2 separate regions of the Homo sapiens genome follow, and region 1 is linked to region 2. Evidence: chromatin contacts called from ENCODE Hi-C or POLR2A ChIA-PET data. All regions are on one chromosome and are shown on one strand. Each heading gives the region's core, a stretch centred on a gene start or an enhancer-like site at or near the end of the contact. The rest is flanking DNA. Distances are from core to core; before and after follow the strand shown.

Region 1 (3,026 bases), core at 488-2,987, 170 kb before region 2:
GTGCTAGTTTTGCTAACATTTGGAGAATTTGAAATTAAAATGGAAAGATGTTAAATGATCAAAAAGGCAAGAGAAATATCACCAGAGCCAAAACTTGCCCTGACTCACCAGCTCCATGGTTGCATTCTCAATGTCTGGTATCTTGTATCTTAAGAAAACGCAAATTTGACTTATTCTTGCAAAATGCGAACAAAGTCAACTTTAAATCTAATAAAATAAAACATCTCCGGCGAATTCTGAAGTAGAAGATTTAAAATAGGAAAACGAAAAGTCTAAAAGAAGCAAAAAATTATTTTTATGTCGTCTACTCTGTGCCAGAACCCTGCCAGGTATTTTAACCTAGTGCCTTTTTCTCATTGTGACCCAACAAAGTAGGTTTTATTCTCATTTCATAAATGAGGCATCTGAGTTCTTCATATCTGAGGTCATATATCTTGCCCAAGGTCACACAAGAAGTAAATAGAAAACCTAGAATCAGAACTAAGCTCTAACTCCAAAACCCATTCCTTTTTCATTTTATTAAACTGTTGCCTTGAATTTTAAAATACATGAAATAGTCACTAAACTACATTTTCATTGACTAATAACTATTATGGGAGAATTATTGTAGAGTAATTCATAAAGCAGTAGAACTTGCCAAGTAAACACATTTTTAATGATGATGACCAAAGCATACTCATACAGTCATTTAAACAGGTGAGGTGATCATTATATTGCTCCCCTGTTTAAACAAGGTTTTCATTCATTTAAGAAATATAACATGGCATGATGCATGTTTGGAAGAGATAAGACATGCCTCTGAGCCACCATCTGAGAGGGTGAAGGCAGAGACCCATGATGTGAGAGGAAAGACAGTGATGCAAAATGTATTTTATCTCAAAGAAGCATATGCCTTGAGGTCTTTTCATTGAAAGTGTTAAAGTCCAAGGGAAGAAAATAAAACTACAGAGCCTTTTTCTTATTTTCCTCATCAATATGAAATGATTTATCTTACTTGCCTTATGTTTTACGCCATAAATAGAAAATCTTGATAAAATAACTGTGCGAACAATTCCAAATAACTATTTCAGATAAGTTAGGAAAATATTATCTATTGAATCACTCTGATGCCATTAATATTGAAATGAGTAACATCACACAGCCCATCTGAATCACTTATCATTTAAGTAAAATACACTGACACAGGATTTTGCATTTTTCCTCTGTAAGAAAGAAGCATCAGTGGAAAGCAGTAGAGGAACATAAACAAAACAGACGGTGTTAAGAAAATAGGTGGCCCCAGAATCTGTGTGAGAAATCTCAGACTCACACTCTTGGCACCGTTCCCCCTTGTGCCTCTTTGGAAGCTCTAGCTCCTCCAGATCTTGGCTGTTCTTTTTCCAAAAGACACCACTCATCTGACTTGATGTGAAAACCCACCCTCGGGTCATTATCACCAGGTAATGGCAAATGCAGAGAAAACCCTATGTTTCCAAATCCTGGATTCTCTCAGTCCCTTGGAATGTGCCACTTTTCAGGAAGTGTTCAGGTCCCTTATGTCAGTACGCTCCTCACCAGGACTCTCAGCCCTACCCCATGCAAGTTTGCTGCACCTCTCTGAATCTGAAAGCAGGTTAGCACAGCCTGATCTTTCCCAAGTATGGAGAATCAAACCACAGCCTCTATTTCAGTGAGTCATCACTCCTCTTCTTGTCTATTCCATGTCTAGGAAGATTTGTTTGCTCTTGTTACTCACCAGTCTTGTACCACCAGACAGCTTGGCTGCCTCTCAGTTATTTCATCTGTTCAACTAGCGTTTGGTCATTCCCCTCATCGTGATGTGCAGCAGATGGCTTGGGTTGTCCTCCTTCCTGCCCAGCAGAATTGTGTTACAATAAGCATGACTTCTGTGCCTGTCAGCTAGCAGTGCTCCAAGCCACCACTTGCAAACTCCCTTCATGCAATTTAATGAGGATGTTTCTTAAGTAGTTATCTCAGTCCGTTTTCTGTTGCTTATAACAGAATACTTGAAACTAGGTAATTTATAAAGAAAGGGAATTTATTTCTTAAATTATGGAGGCTGAGAAGTCCAAGGTTAAGGGACTACATTTGATGAGGGCCTTCTTGCTGGTGGGGACTCTCTGCAGATTCCCAAGTTGATTCAGGGCATCACATGATGAGGAGGCTGAGTGTGCTAGGTCAGATTTCTCTTCCTCTCTTACAAAGCCACCAGTCCCATTCCCATGATAACCCACTAATCCATTAGCTTATTAATCTATGAATGGATTAATCCTGCCCTCATGACCCAATCATCTCTTAAGGACTCCACTTCTCAATACTGCCACATTGGGGATTAAATTCCAACATGAGTTTTGGAGGGGACATTTAAACCATAGCAGTTGTGCTGCAACAACTGACTATGAAACTCAGGAGTGTAGTCTCTGGCATATAACAGTCTGAGACAGTTACACTGCCATCTTCCTCTTGACTTAACTCCGGTCTGAAATTCAACTTGGCATGCCCCATATGCTGATATCCCATAAAACATGCTATATTCTTTTATGTGGTTTTCTACTCTATGCCAAGCAAATGCCATGCTATTCATACAAATTTAATTTAAAACAATGCATATTAGTCCATTTTCATGCTGCTGATAAAGACATATCTGATACTGGGCAATTTACAAAAGAAAGAGGTTTATTGGACTTACAGTTACGTGCCTTGGGAGACCTCACAATCATGGTGGAAGTTGAAAGGCACATCTCACATGGTGGCAGACAAGAGAAGAGAATGAGAGCCAAGCAAAACGGGTTTCACCATATCAAACCATCAGATCTCATGAGACTTATTCACTATGAGGAGAACAGTATGGGGGAACTGCCTCCATGATTCAATTTTCTCCCACCAGGTCCCTCTCACAACACATGGGAATTATGGTAGTAAAATTCAAGATGATATTTGGGTGGGGACACAGAGCCAAACCATATCACTATGCAAAATCATTTATTCTTTCAAATATGCTTTTAATATCATACATCAACTTAGAG
Region 2 (3,322 bases), core at 534-3,033:
TGAAGTAGATTTTTAAATATACCACGTAAAATTACCCAAGAAAACCAGAAGGAGAGCTTTTTAAAAAGTAGTATCATTAAAAATTTCTGTTGAGGAAAATTATAAGACACAGAGACATTCCTCTTGATTGAGACTGTTGTTGAGATTGCTTTACATTTGATGCAAAGTCCGTATATTAGTAATGAACAATTAAAGATCAAGAAAAAGCACATGTGCATATTAGTCTAGTTTACAGAAGGCATTTCTAGAAACTCACATGAAGCACCACTTAGGGACACATTGTGCAAGAAACAGAAAATGTGTCATTTAATTTATAGGCCAGATAAGATCATGTTCATTCTGACATTGTACCCCACAAGTGACTTTGGAGGCTTATGAAGGCATATTTTGGCATGAGTTCATCTTTAGAGTGCCTCTGTGCTTAACATGTACTTTCTCATTTCAAATGGAGAGGAAACTGGCTGATGTAATGACCCTGCCAGAGAGGCCTCCTCAAAATGCTGGCTTTGTTGGGATGGGAACAAGTCCCAAACACTTGGTACTTGTCTGGTCAACTGAAAGAGCTGGTAACACCATTTCTTTTGAAATTCCTTTGTTCTTCAATATAAAATGTTCTTCCTCTGCTTCCATCAGCCTACACTTTTGCAGGACTTTTCTTCCAAATATTCAGGCCACGTTATTCATATATTTTGATTGTCCTTGCATGAAGAAATGATTTTGCAACTACATGAAAAGTGGAAAGGCCAGCACCATTGATCTCATTTTTTAAATGGACAAAAAGGTACAAAGTTAGTGACATTATCACCATAAAGTAGCACCAGAATTCCTGTTTTCCGACTTCCTAAAGAGCTTCTTTTTGAGCAACAGCAAAGTTATCTCATGGCACTTTAAAGATGTTGCTGTAGAAGTTCAAAAATTCAAGCCAGAATAGTGATCATACAACCCACAGCAAATAGTCATGGTGGGTTTCCAGTCCTTAGCTAGTTTAATTCAACATGTTTGAAAAATAAAATGAAAAACTTGAGCTCCAAATGTAAATGTAAATGTAAATATTTATATATGGAGATATATATCTCCAAACACATATGCTTTCCCTAAGTTTACCTCAAAAGAAAACTAGTTATTTTTAAAATTAACATTAAAAATGAAGGCCCTTTGCATTGACTCTGAACACAGAAAGTTAGGAGAGAGAAGGGGAGAAAAAGAAGGGGTAGGGAGAGGGAATGTCTTTTCACTTACTTCAGCAGGATTTGGGTAAGCATCATATAACACAACTGTGTTTCTGAAACATTTTTCATATACTTCCTAAGTATTTCATGAACTCATATGAACACAGGGGGGAAAGTAAACTTACACAGGGCAGGAAAAAGAGAAAAGTTTTTTGGTGGAATTTGAATTAATGAAAGTACAAATAATGAAAAATAACTCTGCAGTCAGATTTCAGGATTTACTGGATGTTTTCCCTTCTAAAGAGTCTGAGGGTTACAAAAACTTCTTTCCAGGGAAAACAACGAAACTCATATGAATCCTGGGTTTTTCCTTTGAGGGAAAGTTTATTGTAAACAGAATTGTAAGGGAGGGAGAAAAGTGCCTATAGCGAGCTCTGGCATTAATGAAAACTTGCAGCCACCTTCAGAGCTGGTCCTGTCTGTCAGAGAGTCAAGAGTGCCCTGGAGGAGAAGTGCCTCCCATCACATGAGCCACGTTTGCCAAATAGAAAGCAAAGCCTGGGAACTCGTCCCCCAGAGCAGTCGGCTTTGGTTCCATTTCCTACCAGAGCAAGCAGACGGGAAGCATTTCAGCCTGACAAAGAGGCATGCAGAAGCCAAGGCTAAAAGTAGACTGCATTTCAGAGGTTCTAACACTGAAAGAACGGAAACCATATGGGAATTACTTTATTATTCAGCTGAAGCCTTCAGGTGGCTTTAAATTAAAAGGAATATTGTCAACCACATCCCTGGGCTTTTTTTTTTTTTGGTCCCCTTCTCCAACCCTCCCCCTCTTTTCTTTTTAAACTTTACAAGCACTGATTTAGCAGTGGAAATTCCCCAAATATAAATTAAGCATTATATCCACCCAAGAAATTCTTCCTGGCACTCAACCAGTAGAACAACATTAAAATCTCTCATATAATTCTTGGGAGAATAAACTAGAGGGTGTGTGTGTGCGTGTGTGTGTGTGTGTGTGTGTGCATGTGCGTGTGTGTACATACTTTGAGTTTTTTCCTTCTTTAGAATTATGTTTCATTATATAAAGATATTCACTGACAATTAGACATACAGTGTCAGAAGGGATGTAATCTCCCTACAGATATTTAACAACGATACTGAAATGTAGGTCACACCTCTAAAAACTGATGCCCAATTTTTGTGCATCAATAACTACCACATGTACAGATTTTCCACCACTGCTGCCACCATCACAACTGTGAACATCCCCTCCACAGCCCAACATTGAGGCCTTAATTCCTATAACTCTAAAGAGATAAGAATGCTGACTGCATTACTTAGGACAGGCTGGATAATGCTGCAGGAACACACCACCTCTACCTAAATCCCCATGACTTGTAGTAACTGAAGCTTAATTCTTGCTTACATGACATGTTCAACCTCGGTCGGGAGGTCTTTCCATCATAGCCCCTCATCACATGACCAGACTGTGTAGGCTCTCTCGTGGCCTGTGCTTCAACCAATGTAAGGGGAAGGGGATGAAGCAAATCACATGGCAACTCTTAAAGCTTCATCTGGGAAGTGACACATGTGACTTCTGCCACATTTCATGGCAAGCCACTTTCATAGTCATGCCTAGACTTAAAGGAGGCAAGAAAGTACAACTGTGCTGAGTGTGCCCAAGGAAGGCCATCAGAATATCTGTGAGCCTTCCTAATTGCCATAGGAGTCTCACAAAGGCTTGAAAGAAACACACACACACACACACACACACACACAGACCTGTACCAGAGCACATAAAGACTATCATTTGATTCCTAAGGTACACAGATCCCATCTTCTTCTTACTTACATTCCTAGCACCCAGTGCAGGGAACTCAATGTCTCCTTGACGAAAGAAATAACAGAGCAATGGGGCCAATTGTCTCTGATAGGTCTCACTTCTTAGCACCCCAGGGTTAATATGGCAGGTTAAGCTGGAAATTTCTTTCTGCTTTTAAAAACAACGATAACAACAGGCTGGGTGTGGTGGCTCAGGCCTATAATCCCAGCACTCTGGGAGGCCAAGGCCGGCGGATCACTTGAGGCCAGGAGTTTGAGACCAGCCTGGCAAAACCTTGTCTCTACTAAAAATACAAAAATTAGCTGGGCAT

The links. A loop is a pair of places that touch in the nucleus more often than their neighbours do. ChIA-PET counts read pairs that join two places held with the same protein, here RNA polymerase II (POLR2A).
Region 1: a map of chondrocyte shows a loop between it and region 2 (2.5-fold over the local background). The contact joins two enhancer-like sites. A Hi-C loop is called at or near these places in 1 of 168 maps with a recorded cell type or tissue (chondrocyte). POLR2A ChIA-PET finds 5 or more read pairs at or near these places in 2 of 52 experiments (H1 and activated CD4-positive, alpha-beta T cell).

Annotation. Positions count from the first base shown.
Region 1 is chr6:22,235,527-22,238,552 of GRCh38, reverse strand. No RefSeq gene overlaps it. Among named protein-coding and RNA genes, the nearest start is that of PRL, 60 kb to the left of the region's middle. Within about 2 kb of position 1,737, at least 3 of the 41 ENCODE cell types and tissues checked have a DNase peak (open chromatin) inside an H3K27ac peak, as active enhancers do.
Region 2 is chr6:22,070,257-22,073,578 of GRCh38, reverse strand. The region is part of intron 8 of CASC15 (cancer susceptibility 15); the gene reads right to left. Among named protein-coding and RNA genes, the nearest start is that of NBAT1, 75 kb to the left of the region's middle. Within about 2 kb of position 1,783, at least 12 of the 41 ENCODE cell types and tissues checked have a DNase peak (open chromatin) inside an H3K27ac peak, as active enhancers do.